Linked DNA regions of Homo sapiens: all the other regions are linked to region 2. The links are chromatin loops, found by intact Hi-C in ENCODE. Cell type or tissue: chondrocyte. All regions are shown on one strand. Each heading gives the region's core, and the rest is flanking DNA. Links, peaks and the distances in the headings are about the cores only. Region 1 overlaps KCNIP3 (potassium voltage-gated channel interacting protein 3). Region 2 holds the start of ZNF892 (zinc finger protein 892). Region 3 holds the start of LOC124907857 (a long non-coding RNA gene).

Region 1 (5,559 bases), core at 248-5,247, 110 kb after region 2:
TTCCTAGAGGGCAGGGCCTTTCCACACCCAGCTGTCAGGACACGTTTGCTGAACAACTTGTCAAAGGCGCACAGGAGACAGGGCCAGGGCTGGGCCAGGGCACCAGCGATGGGTTTGTTCCCCTGCATGGATGTGTTTACCGGACCTTGTGCCGGCACTGGGAGCAGATGTGAACGACACATCCAAGAGCCTATTTGATTGTGCAAGGAAGGCAGTGTGGAGCTCATCACCCTGATTTACCAGAGCGTCCATGGCAGCTCAGAGAGGTCACGTGACTCAGCAGATGGCACAAGAAGCGGGGGTTGGGGTGGGGGAGGCTCGGGCCCAGAGCTCCACGGTGCCCACCCTGACGAGCGTCTTTGGTGGGAGCTGAGGGACGAGGGAGCCCAGGGACCTCACGGACAGAGGAGCCGGGACTCCAATGTGCCCTTTGTCTCCCTTGGCCATAGCTCCCGGGTCTCCTCTCTTCAGTCCAAACACGTCCCGTGTGTGTCCCGCAAGGAGGCCGGGCTGGTGTGGTCACACTGAGGGCTTTGTGCACGTGTGAAGTGCTGCGCGGTGTGCAGATGAGGCATCCCCCCTCTTTGGGAGCTGGCACAGGCTCTGGGTGCAAAGAACAATGGGGCCCATTCAGTGCAGCCCCACTGTGTGCTCTGCGAGGCCCAGCACGGTGTCCTGAGCCTTGGGGTCCTGTGGGAGGGGGGCGGCCCAGACACTGTGCCCTTGTACTGGGGTTTTTCCATTCAGCAGAAGTGGGGCCAGAGACACATGTCGGGAACAGCTGGGAGTGAAAGCCAAGGCCCAGCCTGGGAGTCCTGGAGGCTTGGGTGAGGTAGAACGTCGGCAAGGAGTGGACAGGACCCAGGGTCCTGGAGACAGTGGGCAAGGGCTAGAGCATCTGTGGCTGGGCCCTGGGTGGCCAATTCTGGGTGTGAAGACCCCAGGATGGAGTCAGGAGGTGGCCAGCAGTGGGGCCTCTAAGAGGGGAGCCCAGGAGACTCAGAGCACAGGCAGCCTGGCCCCACCCTACCCAGGAGAGGCGCCCCATCCTCAGCCTAGAAGCTCCTTGGACCCTCTTCCATGACCCGGAAGCTGGGACTCTGGCCTGCCCTGCATGCCTCCCCTGCATCTAAAGCCTCTCCCTGCAGGATGCCTCTCCAGAGGCATGGCCAGTGCCACAACTGGACAGACCTGTTTCTCAAGTTTGATGCCCACAAGGGCTGTGGGACTTGGGTTTCTTCAACTGGAATAATAATGTCACCCACAAATAACCTGGGGTCCCAGCTGCAGACAACCGAAACAGGGTGGGCTCCAGGCCTCAGGAAGTTCACAGAAACTCCGGAGGACCAGAGAACGAGGTCTGAATGGGACGAAGCCAGGGCCCCACCTAGCGCCTTGGGAGATGCCTGGCATCCTGGACCACTCTGGCAGGAACGCTCTAGCAGCTGCTGCACGCTTCTGTGTGACACGGTGCAGCCATTCCTCACACACACACACACACATACACACACACACACATACACACACAAGCACACACACATACACACACACATGAGCACACACACACGCATACTTACACACACGCATGCACATGCCCCTCCCCCAGAGAGAAGACCCACATCCTCCTCAGTCGCCGATGCATCCCAGGGAGATGCTCATTCTCCCCGGGGTGCCATGGCAACCCCACGTAAAATCATAAAGACACCACCACCAGTGCTCCTGGGAAAGAGGGGTAGCAGAAAGGCATCGGAACAAAAGGTGAGTTAACTCGTCTCTAATACGTAAAGATCTATAAACAGAATTTTCGCGTATTTGAAGATACAGGATACAATTGACATCATGAAGCATCAAGATACATGATATCAAAGTGAGATGTCAGATCAGTGCAAATTTTCAAGGATTTCTGAGAATTAACCCCTTTCCATGGGGTTGTAGTATGACATCTGTGGCCATCTTTAATCCACCACAAAGATGGATTAAAGATGGATTAAAGCCACAAAGATGTGGCTGAGTCCTTGGTGGAGTGATCCAAACCCCCATTCCTGAGGGATCTGAGTCCTGGGTGGTCCTGCCTCATTGGGGTTGCTAGAAGCCCCCACTGACTTTCATCACTGTAACTGGCAGTGTTGCTAGGCTCCCTGGAGAATTCACTGGATTTGAAGCAGAGTCCTCCCTGCTCCCCTCGATAATAGGGTCATTCACTGGCCGATGGCCCTTGATGCCAGTTGGTCTGAGTGGTGTGAGGGGCCCAGCATGGCCAGGCGGCCGTCCCAGCTTCCAGTTTAGCAGAACCCCTGCTGCCTCCTGCTGGGGACCCATTCTCCCATGGGAATTTAAAGCCTCTAATCCAGAGCCTGGAGTATTGGTGAGGAGCAGCAGAGGTGCGGTGAGCAGGCACTGGATGAGGGAGGGGCCTTTGCGTGTTTTCCCGGGCTCCGGGCTTGTTCTTCTGGCTGGGGGAGAGGCAGCACATCCAGCAGTGTCACTGGCACCCGACAGGGCAGCCCTGGAACCCGCAACGGCTGCCAGAACCAGTCTTCAGCGGGTCTCATCACTGTTCTGTGAGGCCAGCTGCCTCTGGGGGTGGGCACAGGACGGGGACGGGAGCCTGTGAGCCCTGGTCTTTGGTCACACCGCTCTATTCCGTGGTGAAATGAGTCTGTTGCTTGGGATCTATGGCGTGGAGGCACCGTGATGGGGGAGGTGCTGGCAGCACCAGGGCAGGCCAGAGGGAAGGTCACACCCAGAGTGACCATCACTCCCATGAGGATAATGGGAGCCCCAGAGTGATGGCAGGGATGCAGAGTGGCTGACCTGCCACCTGGTGGCTGGCTGGGCACTGAACTGCAGCTGCAGCCTGATCGGCCCAGGGAGAAGTTCTTTTATTGAATCTACGGTGTTTCGTTCTCAAGCAAATGCCAGAGGAGCCAGGAACAGAGGCTGTGAGGTGCACAGAGGGGACCACTGGCCCACCTGATCGTCCAGTGCCTCCTCGGCCCCAGCGCCCCTTGGAGGGCACTTGTGAAGCACTTGCTGTCCCACACTCCGGGTGGTTCCTCCCCAGGCCTCCCAGCCCTTACTCCCCCGATCCTGCCCCTCCACCTCCCTGACCCCTGAACTAATGGTTAACAGCCATCCATGAATCAGTGTAAACCTGTGCCTTCGGCCCTCTCTTCTTCAGACAATGTGGGCAACACATGTACCAGGAAGATGTCCCTTCTCCACGTCCTTCCCCTAGGTGGGCCTCAGTGTCACCTAGAGTTGGGGCCAACATTTCTTGCAGCTCTGTCTATAAGTCACCTCCGAAAGTTTTTCCTCCTCAGACGGCTTCGAGACCGTAGGGGGCGGGTGGGCTGTGGGGAAAGCGGCAATGCAGCAGGTACTGTGGGAGTCGCAGCCCCCGCAGGTACAGCCTCCCTGCGCCCTCCAGACCTGCCCTGCCTCGGGCCCCATCCACAGCACCTGGGCATGACGACAGAGCACTGTGTGCACATGCAGATACCAGTGGGGCTGGGCGAGAGGTTGATACTCGATTGCTGTTGGGTGTTTCGGGGCTCATGGCCACCTACTCTGTCTCTCTGTCTCTGTCTCTCTCACCATCAGGCGCTCCACCCCCACAGCAGCCCAGCAGTGGGAAGTTAGCTGAATGCCAACAGGAGAGATTTTTGGCATTGCTCAAAACCCAAGAGACCACAGATTTCCCCTCTGGGGGCCTGCCATGGCCCCGTAGAGCATTCCAACTTGCCTTAGACTCATCGTGTGTCATTGAATGTTCTGGGTCATTAGGCCCAAGGGGCAGCACTGCTTGTACTTGGCCTGCACCTGCGGAACAGCCTCTGAGCCGCACATTTAACTGTGGTGCACAGGAGGCCCGCCGGGCACCGCACCTTCCTTTACTGGCAGGGGTGCGAGGCGCAGCAGCTCGTCTTTCCCTCTGCAAGGGATCCCTTGGCTTGCCTGAACTTGCATATAACAGAAACCCCAAATAACAGTGGCTTGATCAAGACAGGTGCATCGGCTCCTATATGGGAAACATGGGGTGAGGCGGTGGCTGGCACTAGTTTGGCAGCTGGGGGACGTCAGTGTCAATGTCTTGGGTTCTTCTACCGTTCCCCTCACTGTGGCAATGTGGTTGCTTTGCAGCCCACACAGCCTCATTTCAGGCAACAGGAAGGAGAACCCAGGTGGAAGCGGAGAGTGGTGGTCCCCATGTCAGGAAGGCAGCACTCACAGAAGTCTCTGGAAGACAGATGCTTCCATTCCACTGGCCAGAGATAAGCTGCCCTCACTGCGAGGAAGGCAGGGGAATGGTGGAGTTTTCAGCTGGGCGCATTTCCATCTCCAACAGCATCTGAACCCTGCTGGTGAAACTCAGGAAGAATGAATACAGAACTGGCATTCTCAGCCACATGTGGCTTGCAGGGTTGTTTTGATGACTGAAGGCACTCACTGGCACCCAGAAAGACCTTAGCAAGCTGCCTGGCTGTTATCGCCTTTATTTATTGCTAAGTGCTCAAAAATGTGGAGGGCAGGGGGTTGGTCAGCTCCAGTCATGAATTTGGCTCTCCCTTCTGCTCCTCAGCAGAGGAACCGCTTCCCACTTCCCCTTCTGCATTTTAGAGAGGCACAGCAGGGCTGAGGGATGAGGCCAGTGGATAGAGGTCAGAGGTCAAGAGACAGCCTAAGGCTAGGGCCCTACCTATGCCCCCGTCCTACTCAGGGCCCCTGGCCCTGAGCCTCCTAGGCAGGGGACTGTGTGAGAGCAGGCTGTTCCCTGTCTGGCTGCAGAGAAGCCCTGGGGCCCGGGTGAGGCCCCTCTGCAGTGAGATCACACCCTCAGCTGATAATCACACCAGTGTCACCTCCTCTGTTGGTGCTGGGAGCTCAGGAGTGACGCCCACCCCATCCCCACGCCTCCCAGCCCAGGAAGCCGCAGGGGCCCTTCTGCCTCCAGGAACAGTGAGCTCCGGGGGCCTGGAGGCTGAGGCCAGGCACCAGGTGAAGGGGCCAGCCCTGTGGCAGGGGCAGGGGCTACCTGAGAAGGCAAACCCAAGGCAGGAGGACTGAGTGCACTCTGGCTGCCCCGGGGCTCTGGGCTGAGGGGCAGGCAGTCCCCGGAAAGGCTGGGAGAGCCAGAAGCAGGGACAGAAAGCAGAGGAGAGAAGGACAGGCCCAGAGCGCCCAAGACACTGGGGACAAGCTGAGACCAAGAGGAGAGACGCTGCTTTTGAGAGACAGAGACAGACAGACAGACCAGGAGTGGGGAGTCCTAGAAAAAGAAAGGTGTTGAGTGTCAGGCTGAGGAGAGGCTGGCAGAGGAGGTCAGGGAGCAGGCTTGTGGGGGTACCGCCTGCACAGTGGCAGGCAGGGCAGAGCTGAGGGCAGGAGTCGGGCGGATTAAGCCAGGCCCAAGGATGGCAGGGTGCGGCCCTGGCCCGAGGCTGCAGGAGTGCCAGCATGGCTGTGGGAAGCACCTGGGAGGCATCATCAGCGTCTTCTTCCGCTTCATCTCTGGGAACCTGGCTGGAGGTGAGGGTTGCTTTGGTGGGGCTGGGATGG
Region 2 (5,559 bases), core at 302-5,301:
CTGTGCTGTGAGTGGCAGGACCTAGACTTACAAGAAAAAAGTTAACTGTAAAACAGCTTCAGAGAGATCCTTCGGGAGGTATCCTGGAAGCAGGCATTGCTATCTTAGGAGATGAAAGTGTTTTGGTAACAGAGTAACTTCTAGTCTTGAAAGCTCCAATCATGGTAAGTGCCCTATACAGGGGTACCATATCTTTTATATTTTGTTTTATCCTTTCTATATTATGTTTAGATACACAAATACCATTGTGTTACAATGACCTGCAGTATTCACCACATAACCTGCTGTACATGTTTATAGCTTTGGAGCAACAGGCTATACCATATAGCCTGGGTGTGCAGTAGGTGGTACAGTCTAGGTTTTCATAAATACATTCTATGACGTTCACACAAGAACAAAATCACCTAAGAATGCATTTCTCCGAGAGTATCCTGGTTGTTAAGTGATGCATGACTGTTGTTTGGAAAACACTGGCTTAGAGGTGAGTAGAAGAGGAAATACCTAATGAGATTGAGAAAGAGTGACCAGTCAAGGAGGAAGAAAACCAGGGAGTATTTCCAGGAGCAGGGAGTAGCCAAGTGTTATCACCTGCTGTTAATAAAGTGAGATGAGGACTGACAATTGATATGGTAACAAAGAAGGGATATCTGTGATGGGGATGGTTAGCAACAAGAAGAAAGGGGTACTCTAGACACGTTGAAACCAGTCAATAGTCCCATAGACTTTATTTTGGATAAACATAGAAAGTGACTCTTTGGTGGTTTTTTTTTTTGTTGTTGTTGTTTGTTTTTTGTTTTTTTTGAGACAGAGTCTTGCTCTGTTGCCCAGGTTGGAGTGCACTGGCACGATCTCTGCTCACTGCAACCTCCCCTCATGGGTTCAAGCGATTCTCCTGTCTCAGCCTCCTGAGTAGCTGGGATTACAGGCGTGCACCACCACGCCCGGCTAATTTTTCTGTTTTTAGTAGAGACGAGGTTTCATCATGTTGGCCAGGCTGGTCTCAAACTCCTGACCTCAAGTGATCCACCCACCTCGGCCTCCCAAAGTGCTGGGTATGATAATAGGCATGATCTACCGCGCCCGGCAGACTCTCTGGTCTTAAAGCTTGAAGCTTATACTTGTTTTATCATAGTTCCTTCCTCAGGAAAGACCCTCAAGCCTCTCAAAAAAGTATGAAAAGATGATTCTGAGGGAGCATTTGATGAAAAAAAAAAAAACAAGTATCAAAGAACTGAAACACCAGATGATGGCACCCAGACAAGGATACACCAGACCCCTCATTCATCATGATTGCTTCCTTATTCCTCCCTAGTTCCTGTTTTCCCCCACACAGTTACATTTCTTCCCTGCTATATAGACCCCTGGTTTTAGTAGGTCAGGGAGATGGATTTACAGCTGGTCTCCCATCTCCTTGGTTGTAGCATTTGATTAAAGCCTTCTTCCTTGGCAATACTCCTCTCAGTGATTGGCTTTTTTTGTGCAGCAAGCTGCAGGGCCTAGACCTTATCCCTGGGGTTTCCGTAGCAACATCAGCGAGTAGTGTCTTTCATATGAAGCATCTTCTGAAGGAAACTGCCCATCCCATATCTCCTGCGGAAGGAAGAGTGGGGAGACTCCCTTTGGCTGTCATTTGAGGTGGCAGGGTTGTGTCTCTACCACAAGTCCTTTATCCCCACCAGCCCTAGCTGCCTGGACCAAATGCAGCCAATCTACGGACCAGTTAGAGGTTAAGTGTGGTTATCTGTGCAGAAGAAACCCAAAATAATACTGGCTTATACAAAATAGAAGTTTGCATCTCTCTCATGCTAAAGCCCAAGCTCTGTTCCAACAAATTACCCGGGGCTCCGTTCCTTCTATCTTGTTGGTTTACCATCCCTAGGGTCTTAACCTAGTTCACACAGCCCATGATGATTTCCTACGTTCCAGTCAGCAAGGGGCTGTGGGTGCTGGGGAGGGCAAAGGGCAGGAATAATGAGAAGCCTTGGGAAGCCTTGAGCCTATCTAAAAATTGGAGATTCTGCTGGAGAAAGGTCAATTGGACATTGTGGCTTGTATCCACAAGGACATAGCTAATTAAATTTTCTCTTGGGAATCTGAACTGGACAGAAACCTGACACTTTATTGTGGGAAGGTAAGTGAAAACACGCACTAGCCTGAAGACCCGCCCACCCCTAGAGCTCCTGGGGAGTCTGCAATGTTGTACCCAGGCGAGTTGGAGAAAAACGCCATACTTTGACACGAATTAAGAGTCCTTTATTAAGCCGGCGGCCAAAGAGACGGCTAAAGCTCAAAATTCTTTCGGCCCCGAGGAAGGGAGTTGATTAACTTTTATATCTAGGTTTAGGAAGGGGAGGGGAACTCAAATGCAATAATTCTACAGAAGTAAAAACATGCCAAAATCAAAAAACAAATGGTTACAAAGTGATAAACAATTTAAAAGACAAACGGTTACAAGAAGAGCAACGGTACCAGGTGCAAGGCTTTAAATCTTTCATTATAATTAGATATACGGGGTATGCCGGACACGAACTCAAGGCTTTATGTTTTCTCTTTGAGAAAAATCCTGGGAACTTCATACATTGTTGGTGCTAATACCTTATCAATTAATTGGGCTCCTTTGAAATGCTGAGGATCTGCTTACACAGGTCAACTCCTTGCGGAAGGGGGTTGGGTAAGGAGCCCTTAGTGTCTTGTAAATTAAGGGGTCAACTGGAGTTTGTCCGGCTTTCCCAGCTAGAGAGAGTCTTATTTACATGAGAAGCAAGGCTAGGTGATTAAAGAGACAAGCAGGATAAAATTCAAAGTAACGAGTTAGAGTAAAAACAAGGTTAGGGATTTCAGCAAGACCTCCAGGCTCCAGCCTCCTTGGGGCAGCAAGACTAGTTTACTGGTTCTTCTTGGAGACGTGGCCGTTTTTGGGGTTGAAGTGATTTCGGGATTGAAATTCCATTTTTCTTTATTCCGAGGTGCAATATGGTACAAACATCCCTGGTTAAAGTAAACTGAGATCACCTCTGTGTTGGCCACGAAGGGCCGATGCATGGAGGCGCAGCAGCGAGGACACCGCCGGGCGCCTCCCCTCCGATGGAGCACCGCAGCCCGGGAAGGATCCTGCGTAGGTCAAGGGCGCCGCCTTCCGCCCTCACAGTAGCGGAGATGCGAAAAGTCCCACGCCGGGCGGGGTTTGGCGCGGCCACCGCCCAGAGTCGGCACCGAGGGAGGAGCGGCCCTTCCAGAGTCGCTGGCAGGGTTCAGCCAGCTGGTCAGCGCTCCTCCAGGTCGGTCAGGAGCGTGCCGCGGCAAGAAACGCAGCCCCGGGAGCAGGTGGCCGCAGGGTCCTCTGGGAAGCGGTGTTGGGAGTGAGGGCCGTCAGCCGCGCCCCGCGGAGGATTCTGGGAGTGGTAGTTCGGCCTCATGGTTGGCCGGCGCTAGGCGTCCCCGCCGGCTGTTAGATGCCTTTGTCGTCGGGCTCGGCTTCCTCAGTGTGTGGCTGGAGGTCGAACCCAGGGTAGAGGAGGGCTGAACGCATCCCCTTTTAATCTGAGTGTCCGGGAGGAGGGTGGCGGGAGGACCCCCGGGTGGGGGCGCCAGGCTGCCCACGCGTGCGTTCCCGGCCTCTTGGGGGACCCGAGCGGCGGACCTCCGGCTCCTTCCCCTGTCGCGGTTGCCTCCAGCGCGGGCCGGAGGAAGGAGTCTCCATGGAACCTGAGGGCAGAGGTGAGGATTTGGGAGTGATGCGGCCTTGGTGCCCGCTGCAGAGGGAGAAAGGGAGAAAGGCTACCTCTGGCTGGCGCAGGCTCAGGAAGGAGTAGCGTCACGAGCCCCTTCCTACTAGCCGGTCTCACTTGGGGTTTTGAGGGATAGCCCGCCACTTCCATTGCCCTCCTGGTCTGTAGGGCGCTGGATGCCTCCCTTGCTCAAGGGAAAATATCAACACATCTGACAATTTGGCTTTTGATAATGACTTCTTTTTTGATCTCAGAGGAGCCCCATAAGGCAGTAGGAAGGAACTATCCGACCCTTTTGGAAGGTAGGGAAAGCAGGGATTTGAGAAGTCACGGAATTTGTTTACAATCCTGTTTTGTTTTTGGTGGTGGTGGTGGTTTTTCCATAAGACGCATCACTTTTCTGAGTCAGGCGGTGTTGTATTAATATCTGAAAAGTCAGTGTTCAAAAAGAATTTAGTCTTCGTTTATCCTGTGAGCCTGGAATACAACACAGATGAATCACTGAGGCGTGGACATACAAAGACTTTGAGTATTATTTTGACTACTTAGCACATGCAATATAAAAATATGTTTAATTTATATGTCCAGATGCTCATAGGAGTTCTACTGGAGTTTAAGGACAGAGAATAGGAGGAGCCTGAGACAGCAATGGTCAAGGTGTCTTGATTAAAAGATATTATGCGATTTTCGTTTGGTTCCCAGTGTTGACTCTTCTTAGATGACAACTAGCTGGTGTGTGGCACTTCCTGCTAGTTTATTGCAAGGACAGAGTAATCATCATGGCTCCTGTCTCCACTTTTAGGATCACTTTTTGAGGACTCAGACCTTCTCCATGCTGGAAACCCAAAAGAAAATGACGTGACTGCTGTGCTGCTGACCCCTGGGTCCCAAGTAAGTTTAGATTTCTTCTTTCTTTTCCTTCTGTTCTCAGAGCAAGGATGTCTTTCCTTCCAGTGCTTATGGAATTGCTCAGCCCTGATGCTTAGACCACTGGGTTCATCCTGATAAACTGATGACTGATGACCCCAAAGGAAGTGTTCTTCAGTTGTGCAGAACTTTCTTCCCAGCGTTGCTTTCTCTCTGCCCACTGAGTGTTTGCTGCACACACATTGAGTACTGTAATTGGCCTTGGTGAGATGCAAAGAAGTAAAAGCCACTTGCTCCTGCATCGTGGAGTTTACTAAGGCAGTGAGAAATACATAAATAAAATAGTTAAACACGAAGAAATAGGTATTTTTTAAACATAGAAATCATTGGTCCAGACAAGTCATGAAAGTCTCTGAAAGAGTTTTTTTTTATCATCTGTTTGGGAGAAGTGTGGGATAAATCTGTACTTTGAAAAACAAGAGAGAGTGGGTAGTTGGAGGGTAGAATAAGGGAATATTACAAGACAGAATAGCTTTGGCCAAAAAATAAAAAAAAAGTCTTCAAATGATGAGGGAGTTGGAGGTCTTCCGAGGATGTGTGGATGTGTGAGTCACTGTGGGTTGACCTAGACTGTGGTGAGGGAAGCTCGGCTGTGTTGTACCCAGACCCCAGGACAGTCTACACTCGGTCTTATTCCAGAGGCAAATGAAGGCCTCATGAAGGTTTTTAGAGGCCCAGCAAGATGAAACATGCCATAGCTGATTGGAGAGAGAGGATTAGTAAAGATGCTTCTGTAAGATCTGGCCAAGACAGTGGGAGATTGGCAGACCCCTTGGTTCAGGTGCTGGGACTCTTTATTTCCGTCACACCAGGCCTAACAGCATACAGGTACTGATGATCCTTATAAAACCATGGGAGAAAATGCCAGTATTGATTTTGATCTGTGAATTGGTAGATCGCTTTC
Region 3 (5,283 bases), core at 284-5,283, 130 kb before region 2:
AGTGAGCCTTTTGACCATGGAACTGCCTGGGGTGAGGGTGAGGGCACCGTGGCTGCCATCCTAGTGAAGCCCCACCCCACCCGATACTTCAGGCTGACTCTTAGATTCTTAGAAGAGTTCTCAGCCTGCCCAACATTGAGTGGAAGGGTTTGGGTGTTAATGGCCTCAAAGGCTTCTGTCAGGCCCACAAAGACACCATGAACAAGCCCTCAATACCTGGCCAACCGCATGGCTGACCCCATTGTCCTTCCCTAGGCGTGGGCAGGGGCTATGGAGGGTGATCTGGCCAGCGTCTGATTCATAGGCGCAAATCAAAACGGCCACTGAAGCCCACGTGGCTTCCTGCGGGCAGGAAAGGAGATTTCACTCCTGCGCAGCCCAAGGACACAAGAAGCCCTGGCCATATGGCCATCTGGAGAGGAGAGCACACCGGACACCTGAGGCTGTGTGAGGTGAAGGCCAGCAGTGTCCGAATGCTCTCAGATGCCCCTGTGCTCAACAGCACGATCCCCAGTCCCCAGGCGCCCAGCTGGGAAATTCTGCTTGGTCTGTGGTAAATGCCCTTTCTGAGAAGCAACCATGACCTTCTCAAGAATACTTCAGAGGCACTTTTGCTCCTTCTCCACTAACCGACATCCTGTTTTGCTGGAACACATGGGGCAGAGCGCACACAGCTTTGTTCCTGCACCCGCCCTCAGAGCTTTGCCACCTGTTTTCAGGCTGCCTCTGCCTCCAAACCCTGCGGAGCCCTCCCTGCCCCGTGCTTTGAAGCAGTTTCTTTGGAAGCTGCTGCACAGGGGTTAACAACAAGCAACAACTCAGGTCGCATTCTTGTCAACGGAAGGGAGGGCCAGGTGGAACCGCCAAGGGGGCCATTTCTGGCTTTGCTGGAGGCTGTCAGCTTCTGGTGGGAGCCACAGCCTGAGGGCAGCCAGGATGGCTCTGCTGGGAGGGACACCCTGCCCAACCCTGGGAGCAGGTGACGAAGGCTCCTGGAGGCATGGTCACATCCCTGGGTCCCAGAGGCAGGAACAAAGCCCCCAGGGCAGGTGGGTGAAGGCTGCTGGGGGTCGGAGGGGAAGCCTTGCTGCCCAGGAGCTCAGGCCGGGCTGAAAAGGGCAATGCCACAGAACCCCTGGAAGGAGCAGGACAGCAGACAGTGTTCCAGATGAGACTGCAGAGGGCCGGGGAGCCAAGTACCAAGGGGACGTCAGGAGGGGCCATGAGGCCTCCTCTGAAAGCCACTGTGGCACCAGCATTTGCGAAGGGCCTGAATGACTCCTCTTTTAATGGACAGGCATCCAAGGGCTTCCGGAGAGCCACAGAAAACCTGGCGTGGAGGTTGCTGCTTGCCTTCTAGGAATGATCTTGGATGTGCTGGTGGCAATTCCCCCTCCCTTTGGTGATCCCCCTCACATCTGCCCCAAGCGACTTCTCCAGGGCCAGCCTTAGGAGGCAGAGAGATCCCGCTCTGGACTGCTGTCCCAGGCCCTGAGGGTGCCATGGGTTACATGTGTGTTTACATGAGTCTATGAGTTGAATCCCCATAAGCCTGGGGGAAGCACCATGTCTGAAGCAGCAGCTGCATTTGTAAGATGAAGATCTGAGCCAGTTTTTCATTATATCTGCAGTGTTCATCAAGAAAGGGCCTCCGGGTTTGTGTTTACTGGACATGAATTGAGCTGCTCTCCAGAGATAAGAAAAAAATATTACAGCCCTGCTATGTGGGCACCCCACGGCAGCCCCCGGGGTTAAGGGGCAGCTTTCTTTCCAAGGAATCCCATTGCCAAAGATGAACCTTCAGGTAAGGGCTCAGAGCTGCTTGCTTGGGCAGATACTTCCAGCAGGGTTCCCAGGGATGTGAGTCCATCTCCCCACAGAGGAATCTGTGCTCAGGCGCTGTGCCCAGGGAATATCAAGATCTGCACCCTGGAAACCTAAGGCTGTAGCCTCAGCCCCAGTTAAGGATCATGCGGTCTGGTCTGTCCCTTTGTTTTACAGATGGGGAAACTGAGGACCCAGAGGAAGCAAGAGCAGCCCCAGGCCACACAACCCTCTTTTTATTATTCATTCACTGACTACACTGCAGAGGTTGGACCCATATCTCATTATTTGAATAGTAAATTGTTTTTTCTTCCTGACCCTTGGTCTGTTGGGTCTCTCATTGCGCCATGCATCCAAGAAAGAACGTTCTGAAGCTTTCCAGTGCCACCCAATCCCTGTATCCTACTTTATGCTTGAAAGTAAAGCTCACGGGTTTTTTTCTACTTCGGGTTGTTTAAATAACCACAATCGGTCGGGAGCGGTGGCTCACGCCTGTAATCCCAGCACTTTGGGAGGCCGAGGCGGGTGGATCACCTGAGGTCAGGAGTTAGAGACTAGCCTGGCCAACATGGTGAAACCCCGTCTCTACGAAATATACAAAAATTAGCCGGGCGTGGTGGCGGGCCCCTGTAATCCCAACTACTGGGGAGGCTGAGGCTTGAACCCGGGAGGCGGAGGTTGCAGTGAGCCGAGATTGCGCCATTGCACTCCAGCCTGGGCGACAAGAGCGAAAAACCGTCTCAAAAAACAAAAACAGTGAAAAAAAAAACCACACAATCAGTGCAGAGTGCTGAGCCCTCGGCCAGCAGTACCTCCCTCCCTCCCGGAACACCCTTCCTGGCTACCCTCAGGCAGGCCCCGCCCACTAGGTCACCCCTGGCAGGAGGGTGCCTCCTGGGTGCAGCTCACCTGGCGGGACCGGCGCCTCAGCACTCTCGTGAAACTCCAGTGCCCAACCCAGTTCGGGCCAGCAGGTGGCGTTCGCGGAGCAAACACCGAGTGGTGCTCGCTTACTCGCCCCCTCTAGAAAGCACCTTGTTCAGGCGGGGGCGTCCAGACCCGCACAGAACGCTCCTCAAACCAGCAGCAGCTAAGAGGATGAGACTGCCGGGGACACGGAACAAAGCCTCCTTCCTGCGGCTGAGCGCGCCGCCAGCCCGAGGGTGGGGGCAGGGGACGCTCCCCAGGTCCCAGCAGGCGCCACCAGCGTCCCAAACGCCAGCGCACTCCGCCCGCGCCTCCCAGAGAGCCTGGTGAAACAGGGAGGTTTTCCTGGCCGCTATCCTGGCGGGGCGCCCCCAACCTGCAGGGACCCTACCAGGGCTCAACAGCCCGCTGGGCAGAGCTGGGGGGGATCGGAGGGCCCCATGACTACAGCGGGGCGTCCCACCCACCCTACAGGGGCCTGTGCAGCTGCCGGGGTCCTCTCCCTTCCCCCCTCCCCACAAGCCTCCGCAACCACTATGTGTCCCACTGTACACAGCACCCTTGACATAACTAACTCCATCTTAGAAAAAGACTGCATTTTACATATCATAGGACACTTTGCTAACAGGGACCCGATGTTTCGCCTGATCAATAAAGACTGCATCCAGCCAGACAAGGACATAACCAAGCACACTCCTCCACTCAGTCCTCATCAGAGGACACTGTGGCCATAAGAGCAGGACTTCAGCAGCCCCAAGTGGCCGTCTTAACAGACCCAGTCTTACAGTCACTGGTGATCAGCACCTGACATCTGCTCACATCAAAGACACTTCCTAAAAGTACCGAAGATTGCACCAGCCCACACCAGGAGATTTCTTTTTCTCTGTTACTCTCCTTGGACTGGTTTGTTAACCTTTTTCCTGCCGCCCTTCTCTTCATGTTAAATGTTACTGTGTGCTGTGGAATGTTTAATATATAACATCTATATATTGATTAAGTATATATGACTCTGCATGGCTTGTAATACTGACTGGCTTGTGGAGTGGCTTGAGCATATGTGCTCTGACTTGGGAAGTGAACAGAAAGTACTAAGGAGAACTGCCCCCTGGGGAACTCCATGGCGCTCATGGCTCCTGTGATTGAAATAACATCAATCAAAGTCTGACACTGTGGAAAGACAAAACATGTGCGGACCGGGTTATCCTTGAATTTGCACCGCTCACGACAGATGGCTCGGGACCCACATGCACACACAATCCAGCTTCAGCTCTGAACTAGCCATAAGCTCCCCGAGGCCACAGTCCCTTGGCCCTCTACCCAGTGTGTGCACGCACATGCACACACACACCTCCTACTGTCCCTTATGACCCTACGCAAAAATCCTTTCACTCCTCAGTGCTCCTTGAGCTTTCTTTCAAAGGCCTTGAAACCCTTGCCTCCCCTCAACTCTCTGAGCTGGGATTCCCAGGTAAGGGAACTTGTCCAGCCTCATTGGGGCAGCTTGTCTTAGGAGCTGGGCACTGGAGCCAGCCTGCCTGGGTGTCAACCGTGGCCTCACCTCTTACTAGCTATGTGTTACTTTGAGCAAGTTTTTTAATTTGGGGATCTAAGTGCTCAAGGTTGTTAATTTAAATATGTAAGTGGATTACAACACTGTCAAGCACATGTCAAGTGTTCAATAAATGTCAGCACATAGAAAAAAAAAAAAAAACCTTAAAGTCACAGGACACTAACACACACCAAACAATATTCTAGTTAAGAATGAGGAGCTCAATCAATATCAAAGTAACGAGCAAATCTCTGAGGGTCCAGAATCACTGATTTGAGTGCTAAGAAAAAGCCAAGGTGCTTCTCCCTGTCGCAGGCTGCAGAGCTGTGGCAGCCAGTGACAGCACTGTGCAGCATAGACACTCATTGCTTCTGCCTGCACCCAGAGCTCGGCTCTCATTTGCTTGCCTTTCTAAAAATAAATGAGCCTCTGGCCGACGCAGTTACTCACGCCTGTAATCCCAGCACTTTGGGAGGCTGAGGCAGGAGGATTGCTTCAGCAAGGAGTTCAAGACCAGCCTAGGCAACAAAGTGAGACACTGTGTCTACAAAAAGAAAAAAAAAGATTAGCTGGGTGTGGTGGCATGTGCCTGTGGCCAGTTACACTGGAGGCTGAAGTACAGGATCGCTTCATCCCAGGAAGTCGAGGCTGCAGTGAGCTGTTTACACCACTACACTCCAGCCTGGTCAACAGACCGAGACTCTGTCCCTAAAAAAAATTAAAAATTTTTTTAAAAATGAGCCTCTTAGAAGTAGCAGCACTGGGCTATTGAGATGCTGACTCAACTCACATGCCACAGGTCTAGGAGCTGAGCTGCTGTTTGTCCCCTGCAGCCCATCAGCCACCAATGACACACAGCAGGATGCTTTACTCTCCACCCATGCTACACTGGCTGACAGTGTGGATTTTATGTAACACTTACGCGATGGAGAGCTCATTACTTTCAGAAAGCTAAGATGGTGGTGGAGGGTGCTGGGGGCGGA

The links. Peaks named below come from ENCODE experiments on the same cell type or tissue, not always from the same donor. Only the 100,000 strongest peaks of a DNase experiment are listed, where the experiment ranks them.
Region 1: a loop joins it to region 2, with 6 times the contacts of the local background. A loop is called at or near these places in 23 of 110 quality-filtered maps.
Region 3: a loop joins it to region 2, with 5 times the contacts of the local background. A loop is called at or near these places in 16 of 110 quality-filtered maps.

Annotation. Positions count from the first base shown.
Region 1 is chr2:95,312,432-95,317,990 of GRCh38, forward strand. All of the region lies in intron 2 of KCNIP3 (potassium voltage-gated channel interacting protein 3), which reads left to right. Among named protein-coding and RNA genes, the nearest start is that of KCNIP3, 18 kb to the left of the region's middle. RefSeq lists an enhancer at 3,307-3,807. In chondrocyte, for the core only: CTCF peaks have their summits at 2,832 (motif pointing left), 3,051 and 4,207; a DNase peak (open chromatin) is centred at 720.
Region 2 is chr2:95,204,118-95,209,676 of GRCh38, forward strand. It overlaps ZNF892 (zinc finger protein 892), which reads left to right and starts at 3,404. Exons shown (of 5, transcript NM_001395961.1): 1 at 3,404-3,717; 2 at 4,531-4,619. The coding sequence starts at 3,699. RefSeq lists enhancers at 2,924-3,053, 3,214-3,463 and a silencer at 3,504-3,733. In chondrocyte, for the core only: CTCF peaks have their summits at 3,157, 3,361 and 3,560; a DNase peak (open chromatin) is centred at 3,374.
Region 3 is chr2:95,074,113-95,079,395 of GRCh38, forward strand. LOC124907857 (a long non-coding RNA gene) reads right to left here and starts at 2,930. Exons shown (of 2, transcript XR_007087139.1): 1 at 2,734-2,930. It overlaps LOC105373488 (a long non-coding RNA gene), which reads left to right and starts at 778. Exons shown (of 3, transcript XR_923076.3): 1 at 778-1,049; 2 at 1,632-1,804; 3 at 2,002-2,141. In chondrocyte, for the core only: CTCF peaks have their summits at 2,808 (motif pointing right) and 3,085; no DNase peak of the experiment used is centred there.